3 separate regions of the Homo sapiens genome follow, and regions 2 and 3 are each linked to region 1. Evidence: chromatin loops called from intact Hi-C (ENCODE). Cell type or tissue: GM12878. All regions are shown on one strand. Region 1 has its middle 7.4 kb from the start of AXIN2. Region 2 overlaps CEP112 (centrosomal protein 112). Region 3 overlaps CEP112 (centrosomal protein 112).

Region 1 (2,500 bases):
AATAGCTTATGCTTGTCGTCATTGACCATCAACGTGCTGTCATTTCATAAAGTACAGAAAAGGGCCGGGTATGGTGCCTCACGCCTGTAATCCCAGCACTTTGGGAGGCTGAGGCTGGCCGATCACTCAAGGTCAGGAGTTTGAGACCAACCTGGCCAACACGGTGTAACCCCCGTGTCCACTAGAACTACAAAAATCAGCCAGGCATGGTGGTGCACACCTGTAGTCCCAGCTACTCGGGAGGCTGAGGCAGGAGATTCACCTTAACCTGGGTACAGAGGTTGCACTGAGCTGAGATCACGTCATTGCACTCCAGCCTGGGCAACAGAGCGAGACTCTGTCTCAGAAAAAGAAAACATAAAAAAAATAAAGTATAGAAAAGATTCACAACCTGTATGTCTTGCAACTGGGTTCTTACCATTAGCAATGTTAACTGACAGGGCGAAGTCTCATCAGCAGGTCAGTTTTCACCACTCCCCTCCCCAGAGGATACATCTTCATCTGTGGGTCCAGAATCTGGACATGGCTTAGCCGGGTGCCTCCTCCTTGAGGTTTCCATGAGGCTACCAGCAAGCCAGCAGCTGGACCTGCATCATGTCAAGGCTTGCCTAGGTGGCGTTCGGCTTCTGAGATCACTTGGTTGGTGGCAGGGCTTGTCCCTCGTCACACGGGTCCCTCAACAGGGATGCCTCAAGATTCTAGGGAAAGCACCTAAGGAAGGAATCGCAGCCTTTCGATAGCCTAATGTGGAGTGGATGTGCTGTCACATCAGCCATACTCTATTTATTAGGAGAGAGTCAAATGCTATCCATGCTCAAGGGGAGGGAAGTATGCAGGGTGTGGAACTAGGAAGCAGGGATCATTAGGGCCCAACTTAGAGGATGCCAACCACAGCTCCTCGTGACACAGCGACTACTGGCTTGACTCTGGCAGGGGGTTTCCAAGACCCTGTTCCAGACCCTAGGCTGGTATCAGTTCTGATTGGCCGGTACACAGGTTTCACCAGCTATTAAATATCGCCCAGGTCCCTCCTTCCCACAATCTAGTTCAAGGGATGCAAGTATCACAAAACACGGTCCCTGTCCTCAGAGAGTTCATGGTTGAGTGGGTGGGACAGAGAAGTAGATCAACCACAGTGTTTGCTAGAGGTGAGCCCCAGATGCCACAGAAGTAGGAGGATGGGCTCTAGCCCGGTCTCGGGGGATGAGGTGGGAGAGGACTGAAGAAGTGGCAGAGGGAGGGCAGTCGGCCAGGGAGGAAAAGGAGAGGCAATCCACCATGCATATGGTAGGGACAAGGGGGTGTCAGCAAGAAATACAGCTGGAGGGCCAGGCATGGTGGCTCACGCCTGTAATTCCTGTACTTTGGGAGGCCGAGGTGGGTGGATCACCTGAGGTCAGGAGATCAAGACCAGCCTAGCCAACATGGTGAATCCCCGTCTCTACTAAAAATATGAAAATTAGCCAGACGTGGTGGCATGCGCCTGTAGTCGCAGCTACTCTGGAGGCTGAGGCAGGAGAATCACTTCAACCTGGGAGGCGGAAGTTCCAGTGAGCCAAGATTGGGCCACTGCATTCCAGCCTGGGCAACAAGAGCGAGGCTCCTCCATCTCAAACAAACAAACAAAAAAAGATAGAAAAAGAAATAGAGCTGGAAAAGGGCCTGGGCTTGGGCCGGCTACCTGTGCACCACACATAGGGTTCTGGGCCTTATCCTGAAGGTTATGTGCAGCCGGGGAGGATCTGAAGCAGGAGAATGACATGGGTGGCTCTGCACTGCACAGCGTTTACCATTGCAGCACTGCGTGAGGGGGGTCAGGGGTTAGGGCTATAAACTGTAGGTGTGAAGCATCATTAGAACATTTGGCTGTCCCTGGCAAGGGCCCTGATAGCAGTTGTGGATTTGCAGAGCAGGAGGTGGTGGTGGGAGATTTTTTTAGAGGCAGAATCAACAGGGCTGGGTGAATGAATGGAGGCGTTTGAGGGAGAAGGCGGAGTCTAGATGTGGCCCAGGTTTCTTTTTTTTTTTTTTTGAGACAGAGTCTTGCTCTGTCCCCCAGGCTGGAGTGCAGTGACGCCATCTCGGCTCACTGCAACCTCCACCTCCCGAGTTCAAACTATTCTCCTGCTCACCCTTCCAAGTAGCTGGGATTACAGGCGCGTGCCACCACGCCCGGCTAACTTTTTGTATTTTTTTTAGTAGAGACGGGGTTTCACCATATTAGCCAGGATGGGCTCTATCTGACCTCGTGATCCACCCGCCTCGGCCTCCCAAAGTACTGGGATTACAGGCATGAGCCACTGTGCCCAGAGGTGAATAAGGCAACTTATTTCAAGCTCAGCTAAACTTTGCTTTCCAGAAGTTGTTTAAAATGAGCAAAATAAGATATCAGAAGGTGAGAAAAATGTCTACGGGGGGCGGTTTAGGAACACGCGTCGCAGGTTGGCGTGACGACTTTAGGGGGATTCCTTTCTATTTTCCAGTTCCTTTTCTAAAAATG
Region 2 (2,500 bases), 230 kb before region 1:
TGCGCACCACCATGCCCAGCTAATTTTTGTACTTTTGGTAGGGAAGAGGTTTTGCCATGTTGGCCAGGCTGGTCTTGAACTCCTGACCTCAAGTGATCCTCCTGCCTCAGCCTCCTGAACTGCTGGAATTACAGGCATGAGCCACTGTGCCCAGCCAAAATGGTGAGTTTTAGAGAAATAATTCTAGTATAGTACTTGTAAGAAACCAGGGGTAGTCTAGAATTTTGGAGTCTGAATTCCTGCTTTATAGCTTACTGTTCTTTGACAAGTTGCTTAAACTCACTGAGCCTCAGGTTACATAATTGTAAAATGGGGTAATACCTCTCCTGTAGAATTGTAATTGGTGAAGTAATTATGCAAAGCCTTGGCACCTAGTAAGAATTCATTAAATAGTAGCTACCCCTTTAATCATAATAACCAATTTTTAAGAATCTCAGTGGTTTAGACAGTTAGTAGTGTGATCATGAGCTGGTGTTTCAGAGTGAGACTGGCTGACCTGGCTTCAAATCCTACCTCCCACTATTATGAGCTCTGTGACTAGGACAGCTTACCAAGTGACAGTGTTGCCATCTATAAAATAAGGATGACAATCCCAGCCTCATAGGTTTTGTGTTGATCAAATGAGAGAGTATATATTAAAGGGCTTTATATGCCTAGCACTTAGTTTATTCGTTCTTTCAACACGTTTGTTGAATACCTGCCTTGTGTCAGATACTGTTCCATGTACTTGGAATATATCAATGAACAAAACAGATCACAGTCCCCACCCTTGTGGATCTCACATTCTAAGTGACCACTGTTATTGTTGAAAGGGAACACTGGTTGAAAGACTATTGCAGTTGTCTTGGGAAGTGACACAGGTTTTGGACTAAGGCAGTGGTGGTGGAAGGGGAGACGGTAGAAGCCGCAGGTGCGATTCCTGACTGGGTGTGGGTGGAAAGGAAAGGGAGACTTGAGGAGGGTGTCCAAGGTTGTCATGCCGTCCATCAACCTACAGAGGGAGCATAGAGGAAAGGTACATTCGAAGGAGAAAATGATGGAGTTCACATGTTTAATGCCATCAGGATACCCATTTGGAGCTTTCTAGTAGGCAATGGGAAATATTTTTCTGAAATTAGAGAAGTTGAGAGTTTCGCCAGGGGGAGTTTCCTGTAGGTAATTGGTGACCCTCAGTAAACCAATTTCAGTAAAGTGGTGGGATGTGGAGAAATTAGAGAGTAGAAATTGTAGGCACAGACTAACCTTTAAATGCATTATAGAGGGAAGGAAAGGAAAGAAGGAGAAAGCAGCTTGAGAAGTAGCTTATTCTGTCTTCAGATTTGGCAAAGGAAATGAGCCAGTGGAAGGAGAAAGATTGAAGCTATGAAACAGATCATTTGTCTATTCTTTTAATGAATATTTATCCTTTTTCTATGGTTTGCGAAATATTTTGTCATGGGGATGCGTACAAAGATGAAAATGATTATTAAGAATATGGCCTTAAGTGAGTTTACCCTACAACAGAAGACTATACATGCCAATACAGCTTTTTATTACTCCCCATCGGAGTGTAACTTCTATGACAACAGAAATTTTGCCCGTTTTGTTCACTGCTGTATCCCCAGTGCCTGGAAGACTACCTAGAATATAGCAGGCATTCCATAAATGTTGAATAGACAGAAGTTTCAGTGGAAAGAGAATATCTGAATTATTCAAGAAAACTATCATTCTTTTTGTTTCATCAGGAATAGTTCTTTTCCATAATCACTGCTTCGTAGCTATGGAGAGTAGAATGGGGGCACTCACAGAGAAATAAGATATAGGTCAAACTGAAGGAATAAGAGAAAGGTAATGAAGTTAGGATTATTGTACAACAAAGATTATCCTTTCCAGAAGAACTTTTCCAGGAATACACAAATGCTATTTTTCTGTAGAACAATTATTGGAGCAGAAGAATATATTAACAAACCTAGAGGGTACAGATTTATCTCAATTTTAGATCCAGTTTTCATAAATGATGGACTAAGTAAGGCTGAGAAATAAAGGAAAATGTGTCTATGTTCAAAGTATTAGCAAAGCAGATTTAGGTAAGTTTGCCACCTGTTGCCTCAAGGGCAGAGAGAGAGAGAATATGTGAGATAAAGTGTGAGTTCTTGTAGGAATTAGAGGAAGACATTTTTAGTTTTTATTTTTTGTTTATTTTTTCCAACTTTTAAGTTCAGGGGTACATGCGCAGGATGTGTAGGTTTGTTACATAGGTAAACATGTGCCATGGTAGTTTGCTGCACAGATCATCCCATCACCTGGGTATTAAGCCCAGCATCCATTAGCTGTTCTTCCTGATGCTCTCCCTTCTCCCACTCCCCACCTTCCAACAGGCCCCATTGTGTGTTGTTCTCCCTCATGGGTCCATGTGTTCTCATCATTCAGCTCCCACTTATAAGTGAGAACATGCGGTATTTGGTTTTCTGAATAAATGAATGGGTAAATAAACTGTACTACCCAAACAATGGAATATTAT
Region 3 (2,500 bases), 350 kb before region 1:
TGGTAGGAGCCAAAGTACAGTACAGGGTAGATTTTGTCACATCCTATGGACCATGGTGGGAGATTGGATTTTATTCTGAGTGTGTTGAGAAGCCACTGGAGCATTTGAGCAAGATCTGGTTTGCTTTTCTCTTTTTTTTTTTTTTTTTTTTTGAGTTTGAGTCTCACTCTGTCACCCAGGCTGGAGTGCAGTGGTGTGATCTCAGCTCACTGCAGCCTCCGCCTCCTGGGTTCAAGCGATTTTCCTGCCTCAGCCTCCCAAGTAACTGAGACTACAGGCACCCACCACCACGCCTGGCTAATTTTTTATTGTATTTTTAGCAGAGACAGGGTTTCACTATGTTGACCAGGCTGGTCTCGAACTCCTGACCTCATGATCCACCCACCTCAGCCTCCCAAAGTGCTGGGATTACAGGCGTGAGCTACTGCACCCGGCCTAGTTTGCATTTTTGAAAGATCTCTCCAGTTGCTGTGTGGAGCTTTGATTACGATGGAGGCAGGAGAGGATGCAGGGGACCTAGTTAGGAGATGATTGCAGTGGGCTGGTTAGAGGTTACCGGGCTGGGACTAGGGTGGGAGTGGTGGGGGAGACAGGGAGTAGTCAGATTTGGGATCTATTTTGCAGGCAGGACTTGTCAATGGTTGTGAAATAGAATGTAAGGTAAAGAGTGGGCTAAAATGTGACTTAAAAGTTTCCCAACTGAGCAACCAGGTGGATGGTGGTGACAGACACTGATACATGAGTAGAGAGAAGAGAAAGGAACTTCCAGGACTGAGTCTAGGGGCTGCCAACACTTACATATGAGGAAGAGGTGGAGGAAGCAGCAAAAGAGACTGAGAAGGAACAACCAGTGAGGTAAAAGGAAGGTCTAAGAAGGTGGGATTTCCCATAAGCCGTGTGCAGTGTTTCAGGAAGGAGGAAGTGAGTAACCACTTGTTTCAGGTGTTGCCAAGAAGGGAAGTTAGATGGGGACTGAGAACTGACTGCTGCATGGCGAGGTCTTTAGCCACCTCAACAAGACTGGTTTCAGTAGAATGTGGGAACCAATGTCTGAATTATGTGGGTGGACAGACAATGCGTTGTGAGCAGCCGTTTTGAGGAATTTTGAAAGAAAAGGGAGCAGAGAAATGAGTGGTATCTAGAGGGACGTGTGTGGTCAAAGGAAAGTTTTTTTAAAATGAGATAAGCTAAAAACATGTTTGCTTATTGATGAGACTGATCCACTAGAGAAGAAAATATTGATGATGCAGAGAGTGATGGGATAATTTCAAGAGCAGCATGCTTAATTTGGCAAGAAAGGATGGAATCCAGTGTACAGATGAAGGGACTCGCCTTAGGTAGCTGCAAGGCCAGCCATGCGTTCAAGCCATAGGTAAGGCAGGGTCTTTGCAGGTGGACCAGCCAATTTGGTGATGGGGAAGATGAAGCAGCTGTCTTCCACCTACTTGTAATTCTGTTTTTCGAATGCCACCTTGTTTCATTCAAAATGATGAATAATTTACGAAGCATTGTGGTAGGCAAGATAAGGAAAATAAAAAGAAAGTAAAGACACAGTGCTATATATTGGAAGAGTTTATAACCAGGTTGACCTATTTGTCCTTCTAAATTACGAACTGTAGCTGGCAAACTTACATGATTTTTATATTTCATGTTCATTCAAAAGCAGTAACATACTAGATTAAGACACAGACATCTCATTGAGAACTGAATGTGTTGTAGAGAAACACATAAAGTAAAATGAATTAAAATATGCAGTTAAGACATGTTTTTTTCTAAAAATTTTGAACTCCATCTATATGGAGTTCATTAATTTAGTTAATTAGTTAATTAATCTTAATTAAATTTAGTTAATTTTCTCAATTTGTGTGGCTTGAGTTGTCCATTATTGAACCATGAAAAAAAAACCCTTTTGAAGCATTTGACTATCTGGCTTCTTCCTGAGTTTCAACTGAGATCTGGCAGATAAAACCACAGAAAGTAATAGCTCATTTTTCAAAAAGTTTTAAAAACTCAGGATAATTGTCACTCATCACCTACAGGTGCTGGAGAAGTGTTTTGAAGTGTTAAATGGGAAGATAACCACAGGAGATAGCGCCTGCTTCCAGCCTTGCTTCATCTATCAGCTTGCTAATCACAGCTGTGTTTCCAGCCTTCTGCTCTCCCTGTATCATGAGCTTCGGGAGCTTCAGCAGGCAGTAGTCCTGGCTGTTGATGGTTGGCTGGAGAGGAAAAGGAATAAAGAAGCAGTGTATGCTGGCAGGCCCTGGTACCATCTCTAACAGCGGTTATCACAGCAACATTAAACTTTTAAATAAGGAGAACTTCCATGCGTAAACTGAACTGTTGATTGACAGATTTCATGGATGTAGCAAACATCTAATCTGGGAGCCACATGGCCATCCCCAAATGACACATTCTATTTCTGTTCTTGACACACTGCCTGCTTTTTACAATTTTTTTGTGCCTATTTCTATTAAAGTGTTCAGAAAGTAAGACCAGA

Evidence for each region. Peaks named below come from ENCODE experiments on the same cell type or tissue, not always from the same donor. Only the 100,000 strongest peaks of a DNase experiment are listed, where the experiment ranks them.
Region 2: a loop joins it to region 1, with 2.2 times the contacts of the local background. A loop is called at or near these places in 33 of 110 quality-filtered maps.
Region 3: a loop joins it to region 1, with 4 times the contacts of the local background. A loop is called at or near these places in 6 of 110 quality-filtered maps.

The regions. Positions count from the first base shown.
Region 1 is chr17:65,567,794-65,570,293 of GRCh38, reverse strand. No RefSeq gene overlaps it. Among named protein-coding and RNA genes, the nearest start is that of AXIN2, 7.4 kb to the right of the region's middle. RefSeq lists enhancers at 1,192-1,241, 1,362-1,431. In GM12878, no CTCF peak of the experiment used is centred here; a DNase peak (open chromatin) is centred at 1,076; H3K27ac peaks cover 232 bases.
Region 2 is chr17:65,793,186-65,795,685 of GRCh38, reverse strand. The region is part of intron 21 of CEP112 (centrosomal protein 112); the gene reads left to right. Among named protein-coding and RNA genes, the nearest start is that of AXIN2, 230 kb to the right of the region's middle. In GM12878, a CTCF peak has its summit at 981; no DNase peak of the experiment used is centred here.
Region 3 is chr17:65,913,440-65,915,939 of GRCh38, reverse strand. All of the region lies in intron 19 of CEP112 (centrosomal protein 112), which reads left to right. LOC105371867 (a long non-coding RNA gene) reads right to left here. Exons shown (of 4, transcript XR_001752977.3): 4 at 2,140-2,219. Among named protein-coding and RNA genes, the nearest start is that of CEP112, 280 kb to the left of the region's middle. In GM12878, no CTCF peak of the experiment used is centred here; a DNase peak (open chromatin) is centred at 949; H3K27ac peaks cover 788 bases.